Linked DNA regions of Mus musculus: regions 2, 3, 4, 5 and 6 are each linked to region 1. Evidence: chromatin loops called from intact Hi-C (ENCODE). Cell type or tissue: heart. All regions are shown on one strand. Region 1 holds the start of Ptpn12 (protein tyrosine phosphatase, non-receptor type 12). Region 2 holds the start of Gsap (gamma-secretase activating protein). Region 3 overlaps Gsap (gamma-secretase activating protein). Region 4 holds the start of Gm42222 (a long non-coding RNA gene). Region 5 overlaps Ccdc146 (coiled-coil domain containing 146). Region 6 holds the start of Rsbn1l (round spermatid basic protein 1-like).

Region 1 (5,000 bases):
AAATTCTCATGGCCCTTCTAGAGGCAGCCACAGGCAATAGGTTTTGAAGTACTCTTCAGAAAGAAATGATTTCATTATACAAACATTTTACACTCATTTTAATTCTAAACAAAAGCATAAACAGTATATCCTAAATGTACCTTATTTTCCTGGCAACAAATAGAAATTTAGGACAATTCCATGTCAAAATACATAAATTGTTTTTATTTTAAAAAATAGCTTCATAGAAAGTTGTGAGTTTTGTCTTACCTTAATTGTGTGTGATGCTAAGGTTTCATGGATGGTATACAGGTGTCTATCACTGAGCTATGTCCCCAGCCCTAACTTTCATCATTTTCTATCCAGCCTTCCTGTTTATCCCATGTCAGCTGGGTTCTGTACTCTCTCCTTCCATCTAGGTCTTTGTACTTGAGCTTTGACATCTAGGCCAGTTTCCGTTGCTCCATGCACTGCTTCCTGGTAGCTCTCATTTCATCTTCCCTCTATTAATTCACAAGTTATTTTTTAAAAAGCCAGGTTATATTTTTCTCAATTTCAGTGGACTTCTAACATCAGAACCCTTTGGTGGTTGCTCATGTCCATAGTACCAAGTATGAATCCATACCTAAGTGGGCTCTTTCTGGAGACCAGTCTACTGTGGAGCCATATATGTATACAACATCTATTTAGACTTCCGCTCTGCTGCTCTCAACCTTTGTCTCACCCCTTCTCTTGCCTGGGTGTTCTCCTTCCTGTTCAAACTTAATTGTCCTGAGACTACTGGTTCTCTCCCGGCTTGCTCTGGAATGCTCTTCCCATGATGATTAGACATTTGCTCTTAACCTCTCATTTGGCATTCACAAACAATTTTTTTTTTGTCTTCTAAAGCTATATACTTCTTAGGTAAAAGAGTTCTCCTAAAACATTTTTGTATCACACACACACACCACATAGCCCTTCATATTTTGAGTGTCTCAAAAGACATGTAGATTGAAAGAAGACCCAAATATATTTAGGATAGTCTAGAATTTTTTTAAAAATACATTTACTTGTGTGGGGGAGGAGGTGGGTGCATAGAGGTCAACATGAGAAAAGTTCTCTTTTTGCGGGGAACCAGCAGGTCACCAGGCTTGGCAGAAAGCACTGAGCCATTTGATGATCTCCCAAATATATTTACAAGAGGGAAACCTGGGACGGGGAAGGGTAAAAGGGTGGCCAAGAAAGGGCTATGGGAAGATGAATATGAACAAAGGGTTGGCATGCATGTGTGAGATACCATAATCAAATTCATTATTTTGTATAATTTGTATAATTGTAATAAAAGGCTGGAGATGGCTCAGTGGTTAAGGGCACTGGCTGCTCTTCCAGAGGTCCTGAGTTCAATTCCCAGCAACCACATGGTGGCTCACAATCATCTGTAATAGAATCTGATGCCATCTTCTGGTGTGTCTGAAGACAGAGACAGTGTACTCATATATATATAAAATCTTTTTTTTAAATATATGTATTTATTTTATGTACTCATATACATAAATCTTTTTTAAAATATTTATTTTATGTACTCATATACATAAAATAGATCATATGGAAAAAATATGCCCTACAAAACACTAGGGCAAATGAGACCCAGCCTGTTACCCATGAGACTGCCAATAGTTGGTATAAAGCACACACGTATACTGTTTGCTAATCACTAACTGGTTTTTACATTCTTGGCTATATCAAAAGTGTAGGTGATCACTGTGGCCCATGTCTATGCTCCCAGCACTTGTGAGGCTGAGGCAGGAAGACAGCCATGCCAGCCTGGGTTACTGAGTGAGACCCTGGCTGAGAGAACCCAAAATATAGAGACATAAATAAAAGTTAAAGCATTTCTGCCATTTACCTATTTGTCCCCATCGAGCCTGAATCTTTTGCTTACATTCAGTGAAATTTAGCCTGTGTAGTGGGTTAAATTACTACAGACACTCCTTTCAAAAGTTTATTTTAGTATGGAAAGCATCTCTTGAAATGCTTTGAGAGAAGTGAGTTGGTACATATCAGATGCATTATTTCCTGTATTTTATTTTAAAGTGTAACTGTATATTGCTACTCACATGTGTTGTCTTCGATTTTCTTTTTAATTAAATTTCACAGTGCGGCCAAATATCGGTTTAGGAAATGTTTCCTGCATTGATATTTCCTATCTTAAGCATATTTCCTGGCAGCCTGTTCTGTGAAAACATGTTTTTTGTTTGTGGGTGTAGGTGACCAAAGTCAGTCCATGGATCAAATCCCTCAGTTGTGCAACTGTGTACTACTACAAACTCTCGTCCTTTCGAGAAAAAGTAAAAGTTAGAGTCAAAGTAAAAGAACCTGCGTTTTAGTTCTGACTCCACATGAACATGTTGGGGGGGTGAACTTTGGACAAATCATTTCTATTTATGAAAGGACAGATTGCATCAGCACGCTCTCTGTCTGCTAAGAGTCACAAATTCTATTCTACGAAAGAATGTCACCCATTCAACTCTGAAACCGTGAGAATTTAAAGATAGGAAGCAATATTGTCTTCCTCTTGGCAAAAAAAGGTGCAATGAGAAAGATGCATTACGAATTAAGAGCTTTCCCTCACTGGGATTAGAAAGATTGCGAAGAGTAAACCCTTTCACTCTGGAAACTATTGGCTTCTCCTAGCCAAAGTGCCAAAGCCTTGGGAGACCCTCACCAAGGCATTCGTAAAGCGAAGGTGAAGGCTCTACTACAGTTCCCAGCATACCTCTGTCCCACCCTGCTCCGGGCACTCCTGCAGGCGGGTCTTGTAGTCCCAGCCCGCGGCCGGCAGTAGCGCTGAAGCACTTTTGGAATCAGCTTTCCCTCCCCGCCAAACCCGGAGGCCGCAAGCCCCATCTGAAGTTTACTGTCTGACCCACTGGGCTTGGCCGGGCTTCCAGACGTAGGACGTCCACCAGAAGCCAGCCTCACCGCAGCGAGCGGCGAGCGCCCTAGGAGAGGGCCACGCCCCGGAAGCGGCTTCCAGCCACTCAGAGCGGGCGGGGGCGGGCCCGGGCGGGCGTGCGGGGGCGGCTGGGTCTTCGCTCTGGGGCGGGGCCGCCGTACGAGCCCGCGCGTCTGGGTGGCGGCGGGGGCGCGCCCGTGGGGAGAGGCGGCTGCGGCTGCTGGTGGGGGGTGGGGGGGGAGGCAGAACCGGGAAGGGGGCAGGGCGAACTGAGAGCCGTGTTCCTGAGGCGGCGGCGTCTCGGACTGAGGAGGGCGGGGAAGGAGGATGGGGCAGGCTGGGGGTTGGGGCCGGCGCTAGCCCGCGGCTCGCCTCGTAGTAGGGGAAAGCGACGCTGCTCTTTAAGTTGCGCGGGGAGCCCGGCCGGTGCCGCCGCAGCCGCAGCCGCCTGGCGCGGCGGGGAGGGAGGGCGGGCCGGAGCGAGCTGGGGAAGACGGAGCGGGCGCTGCGGCGCGCGGGCGGGCGGCGGGGGGGACGCGGGAGGATGGAGCAAGTGGAGATCCTGAGGAGGTTCATCCAGAGGGTCCAGGCCATGAAGAGTCCGGATCACAATGGGGAGGACAACTTCGCCCGGGACTTCATGGTGAGTGTCCGTTCTCGCCGGCGCCTCGTGTCGCCAGCCGCCGAGCTCCCCTCGCCTCTCCCGGTCGGTCGGGGCTGCCAGCGCTTTGTGTGCGGTGCGAGGACAGGCGCGGGGCGCGCGCCCAGCCGCGAGCGCCGTCGGCGAGCTTGCGGGAGGCGAGGTCACCCCCGCCCCTCAGCCTCTCTTTTCCGCGGCCGCTACCTGCGCTCCCCGGCCCAGCCCGCTCCGGCCCCGCCGCCCGCGACTACCTATTGTCTCCCCGGCCGGGCGGCGGCGGCTGGAGTGCGGGCTCGCCTTCCCACGCCTGCCTTCCCCGCCTGCCCCTCCGGGGAGGGTCGAGGCGAGCTGTCTGGCTGCGGCCAGCGGAGCGGCTCGAGGCTGCCGGAGAGCGAGGGTGTAGAGCATTAACTCGCTGGGTCCCTGTACGGATGCCGGCCTTGGTCCGAGTGGACGGCAGGACGACTCCGTGTCTGGGTTCACAGTTATTAGCTCAGCGCTTGCCAGAGGCTTGACCATAAGGAATCTCATGGTTTACCTGATCTCCATTTATCTGGTCAGGTTTCTTTTCGTCCTGAGACCCAGGTTTGAGGTGGCTGTGAGGCCAGTGTGACTTTAGATCGAAAAGGGAGGGGGATATCAGTGTGGATGGGGGTTATCCTGAAGGAAGCTCACTCCGGACTTGAGGGGATATTGCCGAAGCCGGAGGGGATGTGACTATCACTTCCTATCCGGGGTGGGGGTGGGGAAGCTGGGAACAATAGTCATGGTAGGGTGGAGGCGACTATATGGGCTGAAGCCCTGGGAGATAACCTTCCCGTCCCCCCTTTTCCGCCACCCCCCTTTCCGCCCTCTGCTTGTGTAGGCAGGCTTGAGTGAGTGGAGGTGGGGGTTAAAAGTCTAGTATGTGAAATTTCTCTAGGTGCATAATTGGAGAGAGGGTATCAATTCCGAAGGCGTGGGACCAGAAGCTGACTTCCTACATTACCCCCTCCTCGCTCCTTTTATTTTTCTGTTGGACAATGTTCCCTCTAGGGTTGTTTCCCGGCTTTGGAGGCGGTGGTTGCGGCTGCTGCTCCTACGGATGTTGCGCAAGACTGGGGCGTTGTAAACCCTGGAGGTCTGGGGAATGGAAAAGGAAATGGGACTTTGGGAAGTCCTTCGCTCTTTAGCGGGGGTTGGGAATAGCAAATGAACTAGGGAAAATTTTGCTCTGGACAAGGTGCACTTCTAAGAATAATCAGTTCATCTGAAATTTGGTTATGAAAAGCCATATGCAGTTGAGGTCTATAAAAATGAGTGGCTACGAAACATTTGCTAGTTTTTATTTAAAGTGCAAATGAAGTGATTTTTAGTACTGAAGTGGGTGTTCACATTTTAAAGAGATTTCTGTCTAGTAAAACTTTAGTGTTAAAATTGTTAATGGCTTGAAAAGTAGACTGTTAG
Region 2 (5,000 bases), 130 kb before region 1:
TTGCACTTTTTTTTTAAGTAGTGCCAAAGCAACACAAGACATTTAGTAAAGATGCTGGCTGGAATGGCAAACCCAGGGAGCTCCCAAATGTCACCCCCTCCCCTGTCTGCCAAGAGAAATGCTAAGTAAAGCTGGGTTCCCTGTGAAGCAGTGTTTCCCAGGAAATGCTTAGCCCTATGGGATTACACCTGTAAACTACAGATGACCCTGAAGCTTGAGGAGGGGGTGGGGTTGGAGCTCCAGAACTCAGCCTGATTTTGAAGAGTCGCATACTGAGTAAAACCTGACAGGCATTTTATTCTCTACTGTAATGCCTCACTGGATGCAGGTACTTGAGGGAAACTGAAGGAGCTGAACGTGCTTATTACACTGAGGGAAGGCTCTTCCTCAGAAGGACAGTCCACACTTGGAAAGGACAGTCCACACCTGGAAAGGACAGTCCACACCTGGAAAGGACAGTCGACACCTGGAAAGGACAGTCCACATCTGGAAAGGACAGTCCACACCTGGAAAGGACTGACTTCTGTGTTGTCAGTGAGCCTGAATCAATCTCACGATACTGAGAAGAGATTAAAGAAAAAAGAGAGCCTATGCTTTTATTCACTTGAAATTCAGATAAAAATGGGTCTAAAGCTACAAATAAAATGGAAAGAATGCTCTATAAATATTCAGACCTCCGAGGTACTCAGATGAAGAATCATGAGGTGCATACACACAAGCCCTCAACAGTCCTGCTACTGCTCACTTTGTAGCTGGATAATATATACATGGTTTCCTTTTAAATTACTATTTAGAGATGTTAAAGTATTTATGTTACTGTTTTGATTTTTTGTGAATATTTTCTCATTTTGTTTCAGGAGAAACCATACTCCCAAAGTTCAACACAGCACCAAGAGTAGGCACAATAATGAAACCTGGCCTCTTCCCCCTCAAGCTGTTGTTGACTCCATTTCCATCCTACAGCCACCTGTAGGGGAGGGGAGGGGAGGGGAGGGGAGGGGAGGGGAGAGGAGAGAAAAAAGAAAAGAAAAGAAAAGAAAAGAAAAGAAAAGAAAAGAAAAGAAAAGAAAAGAAAAGAAAAGAAAAACATATCTTAAATTACAGATGCTCTTCTTTTAAGTGAATCAATTCTGGGAACACACAAAAGTCATTTTCCACTTCCTCACCAGAAGAGCCTCAAGCATCAGAAACAAGTTCCAACTGACCTGGGAAGGCAGGAAGCTGAATATCCCTGCCTTGGTACTGCTTGCCGTGCAGGGGTGAGGTGAGGTGGGGTGGGGTGGGTTTAGGGGAGTGCTTGATGGCTCTTGAGCAAGCTGCTGCTTTGTCTTTAGAACCCGTGAACCCTCAGTTCCCTGCGTGCAGCCTGAAAGAGCACCCTACCCTCTCTACTCACATCTGATGGGAAATTCCCCCTAAGCCATCAGAGATACAGATTGTTCCACAGATACACAGAAAACGTCTTATTAACAAAAAGAAGAGAAAAGAAAAGAAAAAAGGTTAAACCACTGAACTCTCCTTTTTAAAAACATATTGACGCTAAGAATGGTCAGCATCCTCGCTGGGGCAAGCAATGTAATTGCTAAGATACTTAAATGGTCCTTTTTTGACCATCACGATTCATGCTGGTTAAGTCACCCTATACTTTGTCCTGATCCTAGCTGAGCCCAGGAGGCAAGCGAGAGGGAACCATCCCGCTACGCCACCTCCACCCCACCCTCCCCTCTCTGTGGTGACACATTGGGTACCACTCATTGCACAGGCTTGGGCAGCCCCAAGATGTGCCCGCAGGGACGGTGCCCCCTCAACCCAGAGCCTCTATGGGACTTCGGGTGACCAGCCCCGGCCGCCCCCTCCAGGACCCGCGTCCAGCACCTGCTCTGTCTCCTTCGTCCGTTGTCGCCGCCTGTGTGAGCAGACTCGGGAGCACGTCCTCCAGCACATCGAAGTGAGTGACCAGCCGCAGAGCCATGGCTCCCAAGCAGCAGCGGCGGGCATTCCGGGCGGGCTTACACCTCTCAGCCTACAACCACCTCTCCTTCCTCCCCGCCTCCCCAGGCTGCTTTCGGTTCAGGGTTCTGGGCGGTCCAGCCCCGAGGATCCCGAGCACCGCCCCTTCCAGGCCTACGCCGGGGAGCACTTCTCCCTACCCCAGAGACAACGCCTCCCCTGCCGCTGGCGCTGGCAGGGAACTGTGGCAGGGCCCGAAGGGGTGACAAAGCCAGCAGCTTCCAGACTGGACTTGGGGACAGCCGTGCGAAGCGGAGGGCAGGTTTTCTTTAGTCCCAGGTCATTCCCCCACGCAGCCACTTAGCTAGGGCCAGGTCACCTGAGGAGACTCGAGGTTACACAAAGGCAGCTGGCATACGGGCCAATTCTCCTTAGCTCTGCTGCACAGGGTGATGTTTCAGCTATAGTGTTTAGGTAATAAACAGCAGCAGGGAGTGGGTAAACTACAGGGTGCTGTTAAATGACACTAAGGACGGTTAGCTTAGCACAGTCTGGGTTCTCTTTACCTTTCAGTCATGCTTGAGGAAGCTGGCTTGTCCGCAAGTGGCCTCCCACGAGGTTTGTCTATAGGCACGTTCATTCTTCTTGGGTTCCTTCCCAAGTCCATCTATTCCACTATAAGTACGCCTGGTGTTTTCGTTCTATCACTCTGGCTTACTCTGCTTGAGGAGTGCTCAATAAACTTGGCCCTGTGAGATGCCATCCGTTCTGTACAGCAACAGCAGGTAATTACTGTTGCTAAAACTGAAATAGCCTTAGCCGACATAATGTCTCATGCCTATCAGCTTTGCACTTAGGAGACTAGCTTGGAGGTCATGGCCAGCTTGGGCTAGAGAATGAGTCCTGATCTCAAAAACAAACACTCAGCCAGCTCCATATCTCAAAGCAGAACACTGCCTAGTCTTTACCCAGTGCTGGTGCCTGGTAACTAGAACTTGAACTCCCAACTAATCTGGCTATTCATACGGATTCTGGTTATTCATACCTTCCTTCTGTTCAGTGGTTCTGAACCTTCCTAATGCTGCCACCGTTTAATACACCTCATGTTTAATACACCTCATGTTTAATACACCTCATGTTTAATACACCTCATGCTTAATACACCTCATGTTTAATACACCTCATGTTTAATACACCTCATGTTTAATACACCTCATGTTTAATACACCTCATGTTTAATACACCTCATGTTGTAACCAAACAAAAATGTTTTTCACTGTTACTTCCTAATTGTAATTTTGCTACTGTTATGAATCATAATGTAAATATGTGTTTTCTGAAGGTCTTAGATAACCCCCATGAAAGAGAATACCTACCCCTTTCGAGACTCACTGGTTGAGAACCACTAACCTAGAACAATCTCCAGTTGCTCCCAGACCTGGTTCCACACAACCTCTACAGCACAGCCCACAGTGACCTTCTTAACCCAAGAGTGGCATTGCTAATGGACTTCATTTCACCTGAGGTAGACTTTTGAGATTAAAAACCAAATCTGAGTCTTGAGATAGTTCTTCTGTCCCACCAATGGCCAAACAGGGCACCGTGGAAGAAAGTATAAATATTAGTAGTATTAGTAGCTTAGTGGTATTAATAGGCTATAAAATGCTTTTCTCTTACATCTCAAAATTAGGCTTTCACAACTGCAGGTACCAGAGTTACCTGAGGAACTGTCTTAGAGGGCAGAGTTTTCTGGCTTGGAACTGAACAAGGCTCAGAAGTGTTTCCCCTGAGTTTGAAAAACACTTGATAAGTGTAGAAGTCTTGATTTTCCTCTAGAGATTATCTCTCAGAGGAAGGTAGTAGCTAATTTGGAGTAGAATTCTATTGCTCACTACCACCATAACTTGCATATAATTTTAAGAGAAATTTAATGCTAATATTGATTGTGGATACAGGGGAAGATACTGGAGACATGAGGAGCCACTATAAGATTTTATAACAAATGGAGCCTGTTGATAGTTTACAGTCTTTATGTTTACAGGTTTGTTTTTGTCAAGTAAGATGGGCTGGTTATTTATGGGAAATAGCTTATTTAACAGATATATTCAATTTAAAGGTTCCACTCCACTATTTGAACTAAGAAAGAATTCTGAAGTTAAGATTCTCTTGCTTGTATAGAAACTGAAAATAACTAAGTTTAAGAAAAGTGAAGAGGCCAAGAAAGAATAACCAAGATGGGGGAAAGCTGTAGCCAAGTACCACAGAGCTGCTATGGATCACCATGGTCATTCAGAAACTTAAAATAAACCATGGTGGACCTTAAAATCAGATAAAATTAGAACCATAAAAATTATATACTTCAGGCACTGAACACAGGTATAATCATGGCCTAAATGTTTTAAGGGATCCAATGGCTTTCTGTCTCTACGGCAGGCAATCCATGTTGGGTACAGTAAATCTAACCAAGAATGCAAAGTTGAGGGGCTCATGGGCCCCATAAATGAACCTACTACCATTATTTTGCTAAATGGCATAGTAGCAAACAGCTTTCTAAGCTATACCCATACTCTCTGACCTCACCTGAGAAGTTTCTTTGTGCAGTAGATGGTGATTAATGCAGAAACACACACTCATCAAAGTGCAGAGAATGAGAGTCTGTGGCGTGCTCGGCTACAAGTGAGACATCTAGATCACTTCTTATCTCCCCAAAGCTTAAGGACCATTGAGGAAAAGCCAGAGGTGAGGATGGCTGGACATGACATGACTACTCTCATGACTTACTGCAGCTGTGGTTGGCTGCACAAGATCTCGACAAGATCAGCTAATCACCATTTCCAGCATAGAAGTGGGAAGGGGATACCCAAATTCCTCCAGGAGGGAGCTGGTTTCTCTGAAGTGCTGGCACATCTGTGAGCACAGGTAACAAAAGGGAAGATCAGCTAATCACCATTTCCAGCATAGAAGTGGGAAGGGGATACCCAAATTCCTCCAGGAGGGAGCTGGTTTCTCTGAAGTGCTGGCACATCTGTGAGCACAGGTAACAAAAGGGA
Region 3 (5,000 bases), 200 kb before region 1:
CTTAAGCAAAATACAAAGTGAAAAGTGTCACAATTTAGTATGTATTTCCCAATGTCTGTTGCCTAAATTAAATGTAATGCTCTGAATACCTTCTTAATATACCTCCTGCTTCATGACCAAGCACACTACTCCACCATCTACCTGAAAGGGGAAGAGGCAGGTGCTGCAGGCCGCCTCTCACAGAACAGCACTCTAGTGCATCACCGCCTACCGTAAAGGCGTCTAGACCAACAGGAAGCATCACTTTGCTTCGCCCTGAAGCTTTTGAGTTGCCTAATTTTCTTTATAAATCTTTATAAAAAACAAGAAAAGGGGTCCCAAAAGTCAAACTGTACCAAGTATTACCACAGTGGTCTAGCTATTACTCATTCATAAAACCTATTAAATACTTGAAACTGGTGAATGAAGGAGTAAAAGTGTCCTTTTATAAAATATGATCACTGAGGTTCTGTTCTGCCTGCCAGAAGAGTGACAGCCACCCTGTGTCTGCCACATCAAGCCTATTGCTTTATGTAAATACTTCCAGCCAATGGAAGAGAGTTACTGCGGACAGAGCATCCTTGGCCAAGGGGCTTAGTGGCACAAGTGAATCAGATTTGGCTTTTAAAAAATTTTAGATTTTGAAATCCTTCATATACATGAGGTCTTTTAGTGAGAAAAGAGAAATCTAAACATGAAATGTCTTTCAAAACACACACACACACTTTAGAAATATGCCTTTGAGTGTTCCCAAAGCATCCAACTTTTACTAACACAATAATACTCCTTTTGCATATGCATTTCAGAATATATGCATGTATGTATATAGGATTTTACCACATAGGATAAATTTTTCATATGTGGCACCATATTAACCTTTAAAATGCTCCAGATTTTACAGCAGTTAGATTTTGAGTTTTCTGGTTGTTTATACCCATCTGACAAGAAATTTCACTTCAGCTGCTTGTCAGTCAAAACAGAAGTGAAATTATAAAGCTGGTCACCGTAACAGGAATGATCTCCCCCTTCCCACAGTGGTGAGCACCGAGATTTTGTCACTTACTGTGTTCCAAGTCAGCACAGAGGAGTATTGTAGGAGCATGCCCATGTCGTCCAGCTCTGCATACACACTCCAATAGGAGGAAGCTGAGACATTAGAAACAGAGAAGTCGGCATAGTGATTTAACCAAATCCAGCAAACCGTGAGTTCTCACCACCTCATTCATGTCTCTGGGGGTTAACCATTATGATTTTATCTACAGCTTAAAATGTTCAGGTGCTCCTTTTACAATGAGAATAGCATTTTTCAATCATTTGGTTCTGTTTCCACACAGATGACATGATGCCAGTCATACATAGCCAACCAATATAAAACCAGGCTAAGAAAGATGCATTTTACTGAAATTTTTGTTAATAAGGTTATAGAATCAAAATCTGATCTTTATCTCATTGGTCTCTGGAAACCACAACTTTTTGCAAAATCCACAAGAGAATGAAATTTCATTAGCCACTGATTGCAATGAAGTTAAAAAAAAACAAAAAACAAAAAAAAAAACAAAACCTCCTAATCAGCATTTTGACAGAAGCACTCATTATCAACTTACTGATTTCCCTCAAGCGAAGGGTTGAACATACAGCTTACAGTGCAGCATCAGCAACACTTACCAATTAGAAATTCTTGAATGAGGTCAAATGAATGGCAAGCAGAGACATGCTCCGAAATCCACTGGATAATCTTTAAAAAGAAAGGCCACTCTGTTGGCTTTTAAATCTGTACTATGTCCCACCAAAATAATACAAAAATATGCAATGTATAATATATATGCATAAATATGTGATATATAATGAATGAAGTCTTAAAATTCTACATTTATTTTGGAGTGGCCTGAAAATATACCTACTTCTAGCTTAAGAAACCACTATAGTCCTGGCTGAGTATGATAGTACTGTAAATAAGGTTATTTGCAGATATTCTTTTAACAGAACCCTTTGGGTAGTCTCCAGAAGAACCTTCCTCAACCCAATATGCATTTTTTTTCAAGAATGGGTGGTGTTATACAAAGTACCCATCAAGAGTTCTACTGGACATAGGAGCAATGCACAACAAATCCACTGGACTTACAGACAGCAGCCTGCAGTTAAATTCCAGGGCAGCCTATAAATGAACACCATTTTACCACTTACATGAGGAGTGCCTCTGTGCTTCTCTCTCAGCTGACAGAAGTAACCCATCGTATCAGCAGCTTCTCACACAAGTTCTACCCCTCCATTCAACTGCTAGAAGAAAGACGTCCTTACCTTTTACTTGATGACTGAGGGGAGACATGCCCAGCCATAGCTCACTCTCAACGGGATGTTTTATTCTAAATCTACTGTGCCAGTTGTACTTATTTTTACATAGGCAGTTTAATCAAAATGTCTACAAACAAGTTCAACGCAGATTGCATCAGTAAAAGTTGCATATTGTGGCAAGATTCAAAATTACGTTTCTATGACATGGCAAGACTAAAACAGTAAATGAAACACTAAATGACTAGATGTAGAAGAAACAGCCACAGAAAGTGGGTAAAGGCAAGTCTACACTGTTCTCTACATTATTGATCTCCTTAGAAATAAAATGTTTAGAGGCCAAGGAGAAGACTCAGTGGGTGAGGTGACTTCCATGCAAGCATGATCCCTAGAACTCACATTAAAATGGGGGTGCAGCACATGTCTATAACCCCAATGCTGGGCAGAGGCAAGAGGACTGGCCAGCCTAGCAGAAAAGCAAACTCCAGGTTTAAAGAAACCCTGTCTCAAAAACTAATGTGGATATTGCCTGAAGAAGACACCCAATGTTACTTTTGGCCTTCTACGTACATACACATAGATGTACATGCACACACATGTATGTACACCCATGAAGACACATGTGAATATGTATCCACATGCACAAACCTTTCAGGGAGGACAGGAAATCAGAGTATTGGTTTTATGGAAAAAGAATGGCTGAAGTTTATTTAGCTCATTCATAAAGAACAGGCCTTGGTCTACACTAAAGGTAAACAAATAAATGTATATGTTTTTTTTTTAAGTGTGTTTTTTCAACTACTATCCAACTACTAACCCCAGTCACCACTGATTGATTAGAGAATTTTCCTGACTTTTTAGAATAGCTTCAAAAAGTAAATGACAAAATAGTGCTTTATAAGTGGCAGCGTGTGATACAAAGTAAGCTACCTCATTAAAATGTAATAAATATTTGCCACAAGTTCTTAGACTTTTGGTGTTTGTTTCTTCTGAGAAGGTTGGGACAGGAATTAATTTTTTTTGCTTTTGTTTTTTGTTTGTTTGTTTGTTTTTGGTTTTGTTTTGTTTTTCGAGACAGGGTATAGCCCTGTATAGCCCTGGCTGTCTTGGAACTCACTCTGTAGACCACCAGGCTGGCCTTGAACTGAGAGATTCACCTGCCTCTGGAATTAATTCTATAATCCAAGATATCATCAAACTTACTGTGTAGCACACAGTACTATGATAGTGATCTAGTAACAAGGAAATTGCTACATGAGGAACGAACAGGTAGAAAATTCAATGTGAATACACTGGACAAAGTGATCCAGGCCAGGTGGAGCAGGATGTCACAGCTGTCATCACACGACTTAGAAGAGCATGCCACTTAAATGTTAAGATTTGCTTCTTTGGGGGCTTCTCCATTTAATAGTATTAAGCCAGAGCTGATCTAAGTTACCTGAATTGATGGGTACAGGGAACAACTGTCAAAAGACAAATAGATGCACCTTCACAGCTGAGGTCCGGCACAGAGCCAACCAAAGAGGAAGCACCGAGGAAGACTATGCTCAAGCAAAGACAGTTACAGAGCAAAAACCAACTTCTGATCGTCTCAAAGCACTAAGTAAGTGCACTTAGTGTCGCCTGCTGCCCGTTTTTAAGCTCCAGCAATCTTCTCACCTGTTCTTCCGGGAAACCTGGGTCTTGACTACAGGATAGTATACAGTGCAGTGCAGCCATTCTCTCACAGTCGAGATGGGCGTTCCATAGGAACCGCAACAAGTATGACTGGTCAAGGGTTACTCTATAGACCTTTCCAGAATAGCAGTCCAGAACCAGGGACCCCGGCAGGGACTGCAAAGGACTTGGAGGTAGCACAGCAGCTATTTTGTTGTTTCCTAACAAACAGAAAAAGCGAAAGAGCAGATCACCAAATAGAAGACCTCACCTCAGTCAGAGCAAGCCTAGGCAGAGCGTCCTGGAGACATAAGCTACAACCTTACCTGTCAGAAACAGACTGTGGCAGACCAAGTCTGGATGCTGAATGTTAAGTAAATGAAGGAAATGGCCAGGGGAGTAAACAGCCACAAAGTAGCCTGCAGTAAAGAGAGATTGGAGTTATCCACCATCCACCATCCACACTTGATACAATTTATCCAGGTGCAGAGAAATCCCAGGACAACATGCTTTTCTCTGAATAGAACAAAGTAGCACATTTGTTTGTTTGTTTGTTACCAGTAGCACGTAGTAGGACCCATAGGGTATCTTCTCTTTAGAAGCCAGGTCTGATTGGCTTTGTGTGTGCCTCACACTCTGTACACTTAAGACATGGCTGTTTTGTTTATACCTAGAGTTTTGTTTCTGAGTCAACAGTAGCTTTATGTGAATCTAAGTGATCTGGAAGGAAATTAGAGTAAAACAATCAAGCAACAGGAAGGGCTCCTTAGTGTGACATGCCGGGGATAGCGTGTAATGGGAATTTTCTTCATCTTTCTGATGGCTTGAGGAAGCTATGAAATGCAGTATTTATCAAGAGTGTGTCTCTGGGAGCCTTGACATTGTGCAGTTGGTGGTGGTTTTCTTGTGTCCCTAGCACCTAGAGTTGGCACCTTCACAATTTCTACACTATAATATTTGCATAATCAGAACATATGTACCCAAATTGAAACAAAATATAATAACAGACTCCTAGGATCTCAGAAAAACAGAGTAGTGAAATTCATAAAAGAACTAGCTGGACTCCTCTCCTTAAA
Region 4 (5,000 bases), 84 kb before region 1:
CTAAGGTGCAGCATAACGACATAAGCCTTTACATCTAAGCACACAGGAGGCAGAGGGAGGCCGGCTGGTTCTGGTTTCTGCTAGTTTGAGGCCAACCTGGTCTACATAGTCAGGCCTACATTGTGAGACCCTGTTTCAAAAAAAAAAAAAAAAAAAGGAAAAGAAAAAGGAATATCCTAAGAAGAACAGGACAGGAGGCTATTGCCACTACCTGGTAAAAAGTAAGAATGACTTGGAGCAAGCACCTGTGTTTGCTATGTTTCATATGTTTTCATGTTTGTTATTCTTCTAGTATAACCCAGTGTAGTGGGGAGTAAGAGATGGATGAAAGATTGTGTGTGAGGGAGAAAAAGAAGTACAGGCCTTGCGTCTCTCACTATATCGTTCTGTGTTTCACATGTATCCCCAGACACACAGAATTAAAGGGAAAAGCAACTTGAACATTTAATATGTTTGCTCACTTAAATCTTCCAAATTATTACAGCTTCGTGAAAACGTTTAAAAATAGGACTCCAAAAGCCAGTTATCACCACTTTGACAATAAATTTATATTTAGGCCAAGGCAATAATAATAGAACATGGTAATTTTTTTAAAAGGCATGAGCAATATCTTTGAAATGCAGAGTCACTAAATAATGACTGGTTCTGAAAGGTGTAATTTTAAACCTTCCCCTCTGCTGGTGCTATAATTAAAAATAAAAGTGAATCTAGATAGTTGCACACAGGTCTGAGTCACATTGGGACATATAATTTGCTTTTCTTACGAATCTGAGACCAAAGCCTCCCATTATTTGCTAAAGATTAGAAGGATATACTGATTATTTCTCTTGTTAAGACACACAACTTAGTGGAGTTAAATGTTGATTCGGGGGCGGGGGGGGGGGGGTTGTCTGTCAGCACCACCCGGTTGGCACCCTGGTGCACTTCACTGTTTACAGAGCACTCTGGCTGGCTCTGCTATCTCACTGAGCATTCACTCCAGACCTATTCAGGTCTTGACTCTGCTGTGCAGAAATGCAAGCTAGTGTGGAGCTGAGGGGCTTACACGGATGTCCTGTTGGGGCATCCTCCCTCTCCCAGAGCTGGAGACCAGTCAGCCACTTCTCATACCCTTGCAACCTGAATTCTGTTCCACAGCTGGATCTCAGGGGAAAGTTCCCAGGTCAGCAAGACCACCAGAAGAAAAAGCACCCGTGTAAAACTACTAGTCAGGGTAGACTCTTAGGAGAAGAGACACTGTTGCTGGTACTTAATCCCGGAAAAAAACAAGACACAAGTCTCTTGTGGGTCAGCCAGTGGCTTTACTTGTTCGGGTGGTTGCCATTGCTGCTAACTTTGGTCTCCTCGGTTCCCCTTCACAGCTTGTCTGATTTGGCAGCTCCACCAGAGGGCAGGCAGGGTGGGAAGAGCACTTTCAATGCTTAGCTAAAAGTTGCAAAAGGCTAGAGAGGGCTCAGGGGTTACAGGAGCTTCCTGCTCCTGCAGAGGACAGGGCTTTATTCAAAGCATTCGCGTACAGCCCACAGCTATCTGTAACTCCAGGTCCACAGCTATCTGTAACTCCAGGTCCACAGCTATCTGTAACTCCAGGTCCACAGCTAGCTGTAACTCCAGGTCCAGGTCAATGCTTCTGACCTCCGCAGGCTCCTGTCCACACAATCTGACCTCCGCAGGCTCCTGTCCACACAATCTGACCTCCGCAGGCTCCTGTCCACACAATCTGACCTCCGCAGGCTCCTGTCCACACAAGGCACACATACTCTGGCACACATGCGTACACACAAAATAAAATAAATACACAGCTTAAAAATTTTTTTAGAGTTGGAAAAAGAAATCTTGGGTCATTTTCTTAATTTAGATGTTGGTGTCTTTCTACATTTTAGTTGCTAATGTGACTTCTGTCAAAAGTCTCCCAGGTAAAGCTAGATTAAACAGTACAATGAAATCATCTCAGAACGGGAAAACAGAGTTTTATTACACTTCTATTAATTCCCATGGCTGGTTTTCCTAGTGGACATGAAATGTTAAATGTTTTAAAAGGAGTGCATACAGGCACGGAAGAAAATAGACAGATAATGCAGAGCGTAGACAACTGGCAGGAGAGAGAACACAGCGGCCAGGGACCATGGAAAACAGCCCACTTTACCACCATTAAAGAAATACATGCTGAAAACAAAGTGTCAGTTCTCATCTGAAATGACTTAGCAATAAAAGCAAGAACTGCTAGTAAGGGTGTGATAGCTTTTCATGTATTTTAATAATATAAACCACTACCATCTTTCTGAAGAGAAATCTAACCATACAGGGATTAATCCTAACACCTGGCAGGGCAGGGCATTCTTGTAATTCCAGCACTCAAAGGTTGAGGCAGGAGGACTCCTTAAAGTTTGAAGGTAACACACACACACACACACACACACACAGAGAGAGAGAGAGAGAGAGAGAGAGAGAGAGAGAGAGAGAGAGAGAGAGCTAGTTCCCAGAGCCAAAATAATATTTAAAAAATAAAAATAAGTGGCTAGAAAAATGGCTCAGCCCTTGCAGAGAACACAGGTTCAATTCCCAGCACCTACATGGTGGTTCACAGCCATCTGTAACTCCTGTAGTTGAGGATCTGACCCCTCTGTTGACCTCTGATGGTACCAGTCACACAGGCATCCGTACAGGCAAGGCACTCATACACAAAAAATAAAATAAACCTTTAAAAGATTAAATAAATAAAATACAAATGAAGTGGCAACAAGCATACAGAGAAAGGAGTCCAGAATTGAAATCTTGCTGAATAAGGAGGGGGTTTTCCATTTTCTTTTCCCTCCGCCATCGCCAGCTTTGGCTCAAGGTCACCTGAAACTTGAAGCAAGAACAGGCAAGGACGAAGAGCTATGTGTGAAATCTTCTAAACGGAGCGGAGCTCCAGGGGAAAGGAATTCCCTGTTGGAAGCCAACAGCAGAGGCCGCGCTCCTTTTCCTTTTCAGCAGTCTGCTGCACAGCATCCCCACCGCCACCCCCCATTCCCCACCCAGGATTACCCAGGAGTGGCTGCGCAATCTGTACTGGAGCAGTGGCAGAGGCACTCGCTGGTGCCTGACTCTGAGAAGGAAGCATGGTTGGTTGCCAAGGAAGGGAACTGTGCCAGAAATGAGTATGGGCCTGATATGGGCAGAGTGCTTCCACATCCCAGATGAATCTGTCACGTGTGCTTGGAATCGAAATCTGAAGCACAGAAGAGACCTGGGCTCGAGTTCTAGGCTTGTGAGTCATCTACACTTAGAAGCTATTTAAAGCTGAATATTTCAGAGGCTTTCTTCCTTTGTTACTGAGTAGTGGCTGATGATGGAGATTCCCACGTAGCAGTCCTTAGGATCTGCTTACTAACGAGGATAAAACAGATTGGTGCAAGCCTATAAATGGAGGTTATCTTACTGGTAGACAATGCTGACAGGGTTCCACTTGGTCCTGAGATCTGAGGCATGATGGCTGAGACAGATGTCATCAAGTTTTGCAGGCACGGCTCCTAAAATCAATTTGAAAACCTTTATATTCCCTCACACATTTTCAGATTTTCATTTGTTTTTTAAAGATTTATTTTATTTTTAATTGTGTGTGTGTTTGTATGTGTGTACGTGTTTCTGTGTGAACACATGCACAAGAGCTTAGTGACTGCCCAAGGAAGTTAAATGCATCAGACCTCCAGGAGCAGGAAGGCCATATGAGTCATCTAATGTGGACACTAGGAATTGGTGGCGCATGCCTTTAATCCCAGCACTCGGGAGGCAGAGGCAGGCGGATTTCTGAGTTCGAGGCCAACCTGGTCTACAAAGTGAGCTCCAGGACAGCCAGGGCTATACAGAGAAACCCTGTCTCGAAAAACCAAAAAAAAAAAAAAAAAAAAGGAATTGAGCTCAAGTCCTCTGAAAGAGAAGTACACACTCTTAACTTCTGAGCCATTTCTCCAGCCCTCACCATAAACTTAGTTAATGGCAAGGGACATGGTTTGGGATGTATAATACCTATTAACTACTAGATCACTCATATATGCCAAAAGATTAAGAATCCCAGGCTGGCCTTACACTTCTGTGGTGGTTTAAATATGCTTATCCCAGAGAATGGCACTATTTGTAGGTGTGGCCTTGTTCAAGGAAGTGTGTCACTGTGGGTATGGGCTTTAACATCCTCATCTTAGCTGCCTGGAAGCTGGTTTTCTCCTGTTGGCCTTCAGAACAAAATGTAGAACTCTCAGCTCCTCCTGCACCATGCCTGCCTGGATGCTGCCATGCTCCTGCCTTGATAATAATAGACTGAAAGTCTGAACTGTAAGCTAGTCCCAACTAAATGTTGTCCTTATAAGAGTTGCCTTGGTCATGGTGTCTGTTCACAGCAGTAAAACCCTAACTAAGACAATTTACCATCATATATTCTTAAAAATATATTAAGCCCAGCCAGTGAGATAGCTCAGCAGTCAAAGGTGCTTGCTACCAAGTCTGACTACCCAAGTTTGACTCCACGGACCAACATCATGGAGGAAAGGAAAGAACAGATTCTCCCAAGTGTGTGTGTGTGTGTGTGTGTGTGTGTGTGTGTGTATGTGATGCATACACACGAATGCACTGGTACATGAATGCATGCATGCAAAAGCCAGAGGAGGCTGACATCCTTTATCATCCTGTTTATCCCTTGAGATAGGGTTTCCGGCTAAAATGAAAGCTCACCATTTTGGCTCACCAGTAAGCTCCTGGGATCTGCTTGTCTCCACCCTTCAACCCTGAAATGACAGCACACACAGCCATGCCCAGTTTTCTACGCGGGTCATGGGGATTCAAACTGAGATCATGTTAAGCTGTTCTTACCCATGGATCTATGACTCCAGCCCACAAACTCTTTTTTATTGTCACAAGTTTCATATCATTATCTTTTCTTCTTTAGTTCATATTTATATTCCAATTTCTCAACAAAATTATACTGTATTATGCCAATTTTGATGCTTGAAATATATTATTAA
Region 5 (5,000 bases), 360 kb before region 1:
GATTTTAAACAAGGGTTTAAGAGCACAGGGGTTGCTAGAGGTGACTGATCACACAGGGAGAGAAAGAGACACACCCAAGAGCACAGGTGTAAGCTCCCTTGAGCTTGCCCTAAGTGACTTAGCAGAAGTGCTCCAGAGTCACTCTTTTGCTGACTCTCATGTTATGCCTCAAAGGATTTCTCTAAGAAACTTCTTTAAAACCTTTCTCTTCTTCTTCTTTTTCAATAAGTGAGATTATAGGATTACTCTAGAGATGTCTTGGATTGGGTTACAGTCCTAAAATAAAACTGTGTGTCACAAGAATTGTAAAAGGGAATTAAAACATGTCCTTTACTAGAAGTAGGGTTTTGGGTAAGATTTCTAGAAAACTGTTGGTTTATAGCTGAGAAAGAAGAAAGAACACATATATTTAGGCCTTACATGTGATCCATTGCTCCTTCAACAATGTAACTTGAAAGTATCACTATGTAAGAGACTGGTGATCCTCATCGATAATGTTGACAGCTGTGTTAGAACTCTTCATCTTCAGCTGGTGAGACACACTGGTCAGGCTCTGGAATGAGGGCTCCTTTTATTCCCAGTTCTCCATCATGTTCCCGTGTTTCTCTCCTGCCTCAGTAGGCTATAAGATAGACTTTATGATAAGCAAGTGCTCACTCAGTGAGTAGCGCCATTGGCTTTGTGTCCCATGTGGACGTACGTACTCAGACGAGCCTTCAAGTTATCTTTTTTAAATGAAAACCCAAGAGTCATACTTTGACATTTGAAAGAGGCACAAGCAAGTTGAAACTGCGCTCTGATTTGCTGTGGACGTGCTGCATATATTTGGGCCGAATATGCATCCTTAATAAATCATCCTGTTCCTATAGTCACTTTTCCTTTTCTGAGGAAAAATAACTTAATAGAACTGACAACTGAGCCATCATGATATCTGTGACACGGTCATTATTTCATTACTTTCAAGCAAAGGAACTAAAACGTACTGAAAGACTACCTTCCTGCTTTTATGAGGGTGGAACCCGAGAATCTGGTAGAGATTAAGAGTGACGTAAGATATTAGTTACCAATGCCTAACAAGCTAGTCAGTATCAAACTTGTCTACCTGTAAAAGTGAGTGATATAGTTTTCAAAGTATGTTCCCGTGTACCATCTCACGGTTTTCTCACAAAAAGCTATTAAGAAGGATAGTTATTCTTCTCCCTGCATGACAGCTGAAGAAACAAGATTCAGAAAAACAAGATGAAGCCATTATGACCCCCAAAACTGTGGTTCTGGGGGGATGAGAGCATTAAATTACAAATGTACAAGATTTTTTTGTTTTGTAGGACTACTTATTAATAAATTATTTCTCTGCTGGTGAGATGAGCCAATTCAACCCAGATTAGATTATATTAAATTCCGGTTTATTGCTCTTGGGTGGGCAAGTTCATTGACCCCAAGGAAGGGGGAGAGAGGGAAAGAAAGAGCACACACACACACACACACCACACACACACACACACACACACACACACACAAACACACACACACACACACACACACACACACACAGAGAGAGAGAGAGAGAGAGAGAGAGAGAGAGAGAGGAAAATGTCTGGATTATATAGGGAAGAGCCCCTGGGGGAAGGGCAGCCCAGCCCCTGGGCTGCAAACTTCAGGGGTGGAGGCAGGATATGCCAGGAAGGGACTGAGGGATGTTGGGAGAACCTGGAGGCCACATCTGCTTTGATATGTTAAAATATGCACCTCACTCCCTTGTCTTGGAGTCTGAAGCCAAACACTTAAAAGAGTTTGAAATAATTTAAAAATCTAAGTGCCCCTAAATGAGAGAGTAATGCTTAAATAAATTTTATATTTGTAATATTATAAAGAAATCTAAAAATAATATCCTGAAATAATCCATAATATAATATTGGGTAATAGAGTACTTAGTAACCTTTGTGTATTAGTTCAATCTCAATTCTGTAACGGCAATAATATATTTAATATAGAATTACATCACAGAAACAATTCCAGAAGGATGCACACCACCTTATAATGATGGCTATCTATCTCTAAGCCACGAGGTTAGATGATTACATCATTTGCATGTTATCAGTAGTGATCATGTTTGGCATTTTTAATGAAGAGAAACAGTAAGGCCTTCTTAGTGTGTACTGTTGCCTAAGGCTGTCTTAGAAATGTAGGGAATTTCTTAGCATCCAAACATAAATGCAGTTGTGTAGAGAATCTCCTACCAAATCAATGTGAAAGGTGGTGACTTTGTTATTACTTTATGTTCAATTCATGGACAGCAGAGGGCAGAAGAGTTTTCAGAAGAAAAGGTAATCAGACCAAGGATTAAGTAGCTCAGTTAAAGGGATGAAGGCCACCAAACTGTGCTCGATTCTGAATTACAGATAATGTTTAAAACAAACAAAAAAACTTCTGCAGTTTCTGTTATTCTTATAAGACAATAATACACTCAGAAACCTAAGAGCTATCACTTCTGAGAATATATAATGAATACGCAGGTGGACCCACTTGGAATCACCTTGTGAAACTGCCAGGCTAACCATACCTGTGAATTGTGAATCAGCTGAGCTCGCTGGCCAATTTAAAACTTCAGGGGAAGCGTTTGGCATCTCACAGTCAACCGTGATGTTGGCTGCACAATTTTCCAATGCCCCTTTGAAGATATTTAACTCCTGGTTTACTTTTTATTTGAGTGATATTATATTTTAAATGATTTTTTCTGTTTGTATTGAGATGACCAGATGGTCGTTTTGAAATGGACTGTGGTGTGGTGATATCTCAGAATAATTTAAATATTGAACCATTTTTCCTTCCCTGGATGAGCTTTAATCATGTTGTGATCTTTTCTGTATAAGTTGGTAGATTCAACTAATGGATCAATGAGAATTTTTGTATTTTATTTTATATGAGCTATTAGCCTGAAATTTTCTTTGACATTTTTTCTTCTTTTAGGTATCAGGGTAAATTAGGAGGAAAGTGTTCCATCTTTTTTCTTTCTGAGAGAATTAATTGGTATTGTGGTTTGCTTTTATTTGTTTTTCTCAAAAATAAATCCACTTTCTTGGTTTTGTTTTTTGGATTTATTTATTTTATGTATGTATATCAGTGCTCTATCTGCATATACGCTGGCATGCCAGAGGAGGGCATCAGAACTTATTCTAAATGATTGTGAGCCACCATGTGGGTGCTGGGAATTGAACTCAGAACCACTGGAACTCAGTGCCCTTAACTGCTAAGCCATCTCTTTAGCCAAATATCTGGATATGTGTGAAATTTGCACTCTCTCATGTGTGCCCCTTAGCTGTGTTTGCATGCTGTGCATCTCTTCAGTCTTTGTACATCATCCTGGATTGTGTACTCAAATCTGTGTTCACGTCTGCTAATTCTTTCCTAGTTTTAGCTAATCTTGTATGGAATGTCCCTATAGGGTTTTCTTAGTTTTTAAATTAGGTTTATTTTTTCTTATGTGTTTGGATGCTTTGCTTGAATGTGTGGCTATGCTAGGTACCATATGAGTGTCTGGTGCCTACAAAGATCAGAAAAGGGTGTCAGATCCCCTGAGAGCTCTCATGTGGATTCTGGGAATCCAACCCAGGTTCTCTTCAAAAGCAACCACTAGGCCATTTCTCTAACCCCACATTTTCTTCCTAATGGCTGTGTCTTCTTTTGGGGGGTTGATTTGGTTTTTCTACAAATCTGCTTTCTCTTTAAAATTGCCCTGTGTGTTGTAGTTCTTTTTTAGTTTCAATGTTACATCTTTGAACTGTTTTGAAATTCAGTTACACTGTGTACAACTTACATGTTGCTGTTTCTCTTTTGTGGTCTCCCTCTCTTGGGCTTTCTTTCCTACCATGGCCTCTATATCTGTTATTGGTCTCCCATCTCCAATAGGAGTTAACTGTTGAGGAAGTCCTTTCACAACTAAGTTAGGATGATTCCCTCCTGGCTGGTGAGGAGCAGCTTCATTCAAAGCCTTTTAGTTTTCTGGTCATGGGAAAGTTTTTAATTTTTAACCATTTCATTTGTCTTTAGGTTTTAGCTTTTTAAAAATAAACTAGCTCATTCATATAGGAAATGAATGCAAACTATAAGGTAAAAGGAAATGTATAATGAACTGAACATATTTTTGCAAAATCTCAATTTAAGAATTAAGATACTTTCGTTGTGGGTTTTTTTTTTTCCTCTGTTTATTTTGTGTCCTTCCTGTGGGCTGAACTGAAATGAGGACCAAAAGACTACTCAGATGCAGAAATTGGAGGGAAATCCGGTTTGCTTTTGTTCTGTTGGTCCTGCCCCAAGGCCAGTTCCACTCAAATTTGCACTGGCATTGTCAGGTCATACAGACACCCAAAAGTACGACAGACACTGAGCCTTTAATAGAGAAAAAGGGTGGGGACTGGGGTGGGGTGAAGATATAGGGGATACCCGTGCTCTTTTCTTTTTTCTTGCTACTTGGCCTTGTGGGACTGAAATATTGGGCACTAAATGACAACATAAGGTAAGGTTATGTGAGAACCTGGTCTCTCAGGTTCAAAGGAACCACAACAAGCTAGGAAGAGTTACAAGGGAATTTCATATGAGACCTCGGGAAAATGATGCTTGATTTTACATCTGATCTCTACAAACACCCAAAATGGGCTTCACCTCTGCATAAACATGGAAGACAGCCAAAAATTTAATTAAGACTTGAAGAAGTTGACAGCAGTAAAACACCCAGCTCTCAAGACAACTTTGAATTTTGCATTTATATAAAAAGTCATTCCACATAACAAAGGCTTTGGAAAGAAAACATTACAACCACTCTCCACAGAAGGCAGATAATTGTGGTCTGAGTGTAACTAAACTGCATGGCTATAAACAGCAAACAAACTGAGTAAGTCTTAAGGAGACCCAGAGCTTTACAGAATAGTATTTAAAACATTCAACATCCAAGCAAAAATTACCCAACAAATCCAACATATCAGAAACAGTCTGACCAGTTTTCA
Region 6 (5,000 bases), 100 kb after region 1:
TTCTCTTCTGGCTTCCACAGGCATCTGACATATATGTGATATACACATGCATATGGAGGCAAACAGCAGTACACACACAATAATAAGGAAACTACTTTACAATGTACTTTGCTTCAGTTTCTGAGATAGGTATGCATGTAGCCCATATTGGCCTGAGTTTACTATGCCGTTAGTTGGGGATCTGATCCTTTTGTGGCTCCCTCTAAAATGCCGAGAGCACAGGGCTGTATCACCATGTCTGACGGTAAATTATTTTAAGTGTTTCCTTACTTTTTGTTTGTTTGTTTTGTTTTGTTTTGAGACAGAGGTTTTTTTTTTTTTTTTTTTTGTAGCCTTGACTGTCCTGGAACTCACTCTGTAGACTAGGTTAGCCCGGAATTCAGAGATTTGCCTGCAGATCTGCCTCCAGTGTGCTGAGAAATTATTTTAACTTTAACAGTTACAATGTGATTCTGCAAATCTTGAAAATGGCAAATCAAGAATAGAGGAACCTTGTAGTCAAATTTACCAAATAAGACAACAGAGAGCTTCCCAGGCAAAGCGGCCTGAGTAGAATCTCAAGGCTGGTGAGTGGGTGACTGCCAGTCCTATCGTTTCCCCCATTGTATGCCACTCCCCAGGAAGACAGGCCAGTTCACTGCAGCACCTGCTTTCTGCTAGGATATTTATTTATTTATTTTGGTTTTTGGAGACAGGGTTTCTCTGTTTAGCCCTGGCTGTCCTGGATCTCACTCTGTAGATCAGGCTGGCCTCGAACTCAGAAATCTGCCTGCCTCTGCCTCCCAAGTGCTGGGATTAAGGGCGTGAGCCACCACTGTCTGGCTGGATATTTAATTTTTGCCATGCAGACATAACATAGATGTGTTTTTATTTAATAGATCATTAATTCTGCTCCCGGACATTGTTCCCCTCTGCACAAGCAAATGCTTTCTAAAAGAGAAAAAAATAGAAAAATGCATTTTAAAAAGATCATTAGAGCCTTGCAGCAGTGGCACACACCCTTAATCCCAGCACTTAGGAGGCAGAGACAGGCGGATTTCTGAGTTTGAGGCCAGCCTGGTCTAGAGTGAGTTCCAGGACAGCCAGGGCTATACAGAGAAACCCTGTCTCAAAAACCGAAAAAATTAAAAAAAAATCATTAGACTAACTGACACTGTTATGAATGTCCCAATTAGATAATCTAGAGAGGAAACCCCTTTTCCTTTTGTTTTCTTACTTAGCGTTCAGTTTCATTCCAACACTTTCCATGTTGTACCCTTATTTGCTCAGTCACACCACCACTCCCTCATCCCCTGCCCTGGATGTAGACATACTCATTCCCAGGTGAGGGAGATGAAGTGACTTTCTTTCTTATGCTCATCACCTTTCTTTTTCCCATTTCCCTTCTATTTTTATGTTGTGTGTGTGTTTTTAAAACTAGATTACACACATTAGAGAAAATATGCAAAATTTGTCTCTCTGGGTCTAGCTTCAGGGAATACTCTATATATTAACAATTTACTTCTAAAAACTAAAAACAATGAGGACAGATGCAGTGGTACACACCTTTCTTTAATTCCAGCACTGGGGGAAAGGGAGTTGGGCAAATGCAGGAAGATTTGAGTTCGAGGCCAGGCTGGTTTACAGGACAGCCAGGACAATATTGGAAGACTATGACTCAAAAAACAAACGAACCAACCAACCAACCAAAAAAAGAAAAATGTATTTACAAACAGCGTTAGATTTTGATGTGTTCCCCTCACCGAGTCCTAAAGAAGTGGGTTTGGAGTAAAAGAGGAGTAACAACAGACCATTGCAGTTTCCTGAAAGGCAACTGTTAGCTGCGGAAAGTAACTGCTAATGTCCCTCTTAGGGGATCAGAAAACTCCTTTTTCTTGCTGAGCTAATATGATCATGTGTTATCTTTACATTCTAATCTCACAAAAGATCTAAGACTTTAAGGCATGCTCTTGTCTAAAGCTTGAACTGTGTTGTAACCCATTCCCCCAAATTCCTTATCTTTTGAGATAAAAATCAAGGTACATGCTTGGCGAAGTTTCATAGCGCTGACTCTGAAATACAGAACTCTAACTGCATTTTCAAACATTTACAAACACCGCTAGTGGCTTTTTCCTGGTGTCGTTTAAAGAATAATTAAAGTGAAAACCTTTAGCACTCAAGCTCAATTTAAAGCCTCCAAACGGTGGGTGATTTTTATCTTCACGATCGGAAGTGATCCAAGTTCCAGCTCTGCAGAAAACTCTCTTTTAAAGTACGAACTTTTACGACCTTAGTTAAAATAAGGCAACTTTTCACCATTTCTGCCTTTGCTGATCGGACTCTCGACAAATTTTCTCCGAGACGAGCAACCCAGAACTCGTTTTTCAGAACCTGCAGAAGGGACCCAAGCCACCTCAAGGTAAAAAGAGAGAGCGGTACAAACAAGGCAAAGTCTTTGAGCGAACGGCAGCGCTACCTCGGTCCGGGCAGATTCGGGGCTCCCGAGCGACGGTCGGGAGATCCTCCCTTCTCAGCGAGCTCTCCATCAGCCGCGCCGAAAAGACCTCTGACCTCCAAATGAAGGTCCGCTCGGTGACCCCACCCCGACGGCTTCTGTCCGCGTCTTTGATTGGTTTGTTCCGGGATCTCTCAGTTTAGCGCGCCCAATGGGAGCTCGGCCTGGACCTAGGCACCCCGCCCCGCGCCCCCGCTCCGGGGAGCGGCGGAGAGTAAATACAACAGGAGCGCAAAATGGCGGAACCGCCGAACCCAGCTCGCGGCGCCGTGGCTCTCCTCTCTGAGAAGGAAGCATCTGGCAAAGTACAGCCTTCCTCGCGGGAGCCGCCGGGCTCTATGTCTGCCAAGAAGGTTCGCACCGAGGAGAAGAAGGCGCCGCGGAGAGTGAACGGGGAGGGGGGCAGCGGCGGGAACGGCGGGCAGCTGCAGCCCCAGAGCTTCGGCAGCCCGGCGGCGTGGAGCTTCGCGGCTCGGCCCGCCGCCTCCTCCTCGTCCACCTCTCGGAGCTGTTACTCTTTCTCCGCCAGCCCGAGCGTCTCCTCAGCCTCCGCTTCCTCGTCTCAGCCGCTGCCGCGCAAACTGCTGGTCACTCCCTCGCTGCTGCACGCTCAGCCTCACCGCGTCCTGCTCCCGCCCGTCGCTCCGCCGGCCGCCGCCAAGCCGCGCAGACCCAAGGAGAAGCGCGAGAAGGAGAAGCGGAGGCAGCACGGCCTCGGCGCCGCCGCCCGGGATGAGAACGGCGAGGCGAAGCCGCTGCCGCGAGGTGGGTGCCGCGCGGGGGAGGGGAGCGCCGGCGGCCGGCGGGGCTGCAGCCTTCCGCGGGGCCAGAAGTAAATGGAGCCTGGAGTTTCGGTCGCCGACCGGGGGGATGGCTGAAACTCCTGGTTTTCGGTGTCGGTTTCGCCTTCCAGTTAACGCGCAGCAGGACGCGCGTGAAGGAGTGGGTCTAGAGGACCCCGCTCCCCGGTGTGTTTTTGGCTGGGGAGGCAGAAGAGAACAGGTCTTTTAAAGATTACGAAAGGGATCGGACTGGATCGCAGGAAATTCATGTTTGCGACGCAGCTTCCAACGCCAGAATATCCTGTCCAAAAAAAAAAAAAAAAAAAAGTGGGTGGTCGGGTGTATTGGCGGAAGCTGGAAGCTCCCAGGGACCACGGGGACCAGGATGTTTCATCCCTACTAGGGAGATGAGGTCGTGCGCAGGGCACCAAGTGTGCGGTTTCTGAGGTGCCCACATTCCATATTGTTAAAGTGTTTTGCGTGGTCCTGTTTTAAATACTACCCTTCAGAAGCTTTCAGCCATATTCTTTTTTTTTTTTTTTCTTCTTTCTTTCTCGTTCAGCAAATGATAAAATCGGATGTTTTGACGTCTTTTGGCCAGATCAAGTGGCTTCAGAGTGTTTCTGCCGGGGGTGGGGTGGGGTGGGGGGGGGGAATTCCCAACTGTTTTTCAGTTTTCTTTTGTAATGTAAGCTAGCAGAGTTTTCCGTATTTTCTTTAAAATGAGGGGTCATTCTAGTCATCTGTGGATATGTAGAGATCTGACTAATACAAAGTGGATATGGGTTGGAAAGTAGATCTTTAGGTGATCACGAGGTTATATAAATATACGTTGTCATTGTCACACATTGTTGTGAAGTATTCCGTTCTGTTTTGGAATGCTGGTGAAATGCCAGTAACCTTGCTGATCTAATGGTACCTTAGATCTTGAAAAATTATCTGAATAGAAAAGTTCATCATTCACAATGTAAAAGAATGCTAACATCTAAGCCAAGCTAATGGTTCGGTGTACCCTTGTTCCCAGTGTAACGCTCTCCTAGGGAGTTGGAGCATTGCCTTAGGAATGCTTTGAGGATGAAATTTAGTTTCCTTCTGCTTAGGAGTTCTAGATGGTTAGTATTTTAAATCTCTATGTTGCAGTGGTTAAATATAAGATTTAAGTTATAAAATGCTGCAGAGTCTGTCCATGTGCAGTTTGGTATCATTCTTCCTTGGGTAAGCTGCGCTTTTGCTTTTCCTGAGTTCTCTGCAGAAGTGAGTGTAGGTATTACATTGTTGGAGTTTTTGAGTGGTGATAGTACCGGCCTAAAATGTGAGATATATCGATATATCTATATGACTTAGTGAGATGTCTGTTAATGGTGATTTTTTACAGTCTTAACTAACATTTAAAATCTATTTGGGAAGGTTAAAATGGAAAGATCAATTTTGTTTTGCCCAAATCCAAGGTTATTTCCCCATGACTTAGAAAGTCTGTAAAGCTAATTGACCATGTTCGTGAGGCAGAATAAAGACAAGATGCAGAACTGAAAGGAAAAAAAAAATCCGTTTGGGAACGTTAAGATGGTTCAGGCACTTACTGTGTAGCTTGACCACCTGATTTTAATTCCCAGGGTCCCTAAGATGGGGAGAATCAGCTCTCCATATGTTGTCCTCTGATCTCCATAGGTCAGCTGTGACACTAGTGTGCCCTTCCAATAAATGTAGTAATCCCTCAGACTTAA

The links. A loop is a pair of places that touch in the nucleus more often than their neighbours do. Peaks named below come from ENCODE experiments on the same cell type or tissue, not always from the same donor. Only the 100,000 strongest peaks of a DNase experiment are listed, where the experiment ranks them.
Region 2: it touches region 1 in a loop (2.2-fold over the local background); 5 of 42 quality-filtered maps call a loop at or near these places.
Region 3: it touches region 1 in a loop (2.5-fold over the local background); 8 of 42 quality-filtered maps call a loop at or near these places.
Region 4: a loop joins it to region 1, with 9 times the contacts of the local background. A loop is called at or near these places in 10 of 42 quality-filtered maps.
Region 5: it touches region 1 in a loop (2.7-fold over the local background); 4 of 42 quality-filtered maps call a loop at or near these places.
Region 6: it touches region 1 in a loop (8-fold over the local background); 15 of 42 quality-filtered maps call a loop at or near these places.

The regions. Positions count from the first base shown.
Region 1 is chr5:21,054,206-21,059,205 of GRCm38, reverse strand. Ptpn12 (protein tyrosine phosphatase, non-receptor type 12) reads left to right here and starts at 3,295. Exons shown (of 18, transcript NM_011203.3): 1 at 3,295-3,557. The coding sequence starts at 3,459. It overlaps Gm42221 (a long non-coding RNA gene), which reads right to left and starts at 3,139. Exons shown (of 4, transcript XR_880864.3): 1 at 2,735-3,139. In heart, CTCF peaks have their summits at 2,803 and 4,613; DNase peaks (open chromatin) are centred at 3,015 and 4,615; H3K4me3 peaks cover 3,322 bases; H3K27ac peaks cover 2,835 bases.
Region 2 is chr5:21,183,335-21,188,334 of GRCm38, reverse strand. Gsap (gamma-secretase activating protein) reads right to left here and starts at 2,068. Exons shown (of 31, transcript NM_175437.3): 1 at 1,876-2,068. The coding sequence starts at 1,972. In heart, no CTCF peak of the experiment used is centred here; a DNase peak (open chromatin) is centred at 2,084; H3K4me3 peaks cover 1,381 bases; H3K27ac peaks cover 752 bases; H3K27me3 peaks cover 570 bases.
Region 3 is chr5:21,250,084-21,255,083 of GRCm38, reverse strand. It overlaps Gsap (gamma-secretase activating protein), which reads right to left. Exons shown (of 31, transcript NM_175437.3): 15 at 4,251-4,343; 16 at 3,928-4,145; 17 at 1,645-1,714; 18 at 1,043-1,125. Among named protein-coding and RNA genes, the nearest start is that of Gsap, 66 kb to the right of the region's middle. In heart, no CTCF peak of the experiment used is centred here; no DNase peak of the experiment used is centred here.
Region 4 is chr5:21,137,854-21,142,853 of GRCm38, reverse strand. It overlaps Gm42222 (a long non-coding RNA gene), which reads right to left and starts at 4,755. Exons shown (of 3, transcript XR_880865.1): 1 at 4,711-4,755; 2 at 3,425-3,515. In heart, CTCF peaks have their summits at 1,369 (motif pointing right) and 2,979; DNase peaks (open chromatin) are centred at 1,403 and 3,093; H3K4me3 peaks cover 271 bases; H3K27ac peaks cover 1,921 bases.
Region 5 is chr5:21,418,106-21,423,105 of GRCm38, reverse strand. All of the region lies in intron 1 of Ccdc146 (coiled-coil domain containing 146), which reads left to right. Among named protein-coding and RNA genes, the nearest start is that of Ccdc146, 4.1 kb to the left of the region's middle. In heart, a CTCF peak has its summit at 2,279 (motif pointing right); no DNase peak of the experiment used is centred here.
Region 6 is chr5:20,949,516-20,954,515 of GRCm38, reverse strand. Rsbn1l (round spermatid basic protein 1-like) reads left to right here and starts at 2,694. Exons shown (of 8, transcript NM_001080977.1): 1 at 2,694-3,259. The coding sequence starts at 2,731. A630072M18Rik (RIKEN cDNA A630072M18 gene) reads right to left here and starts at 3,527. Exons shown (of 1, transcript NR_030699.1): 1 at 1-3,527. In heart, no CTCF peak of the experiment used is centred here; DNase peaks (open chromatin) are centred at 2,625, 3,475 and 3,595; H3K4me3 peaks cover 3,509 bases; H3K27ac peaks cover 2,862 bases.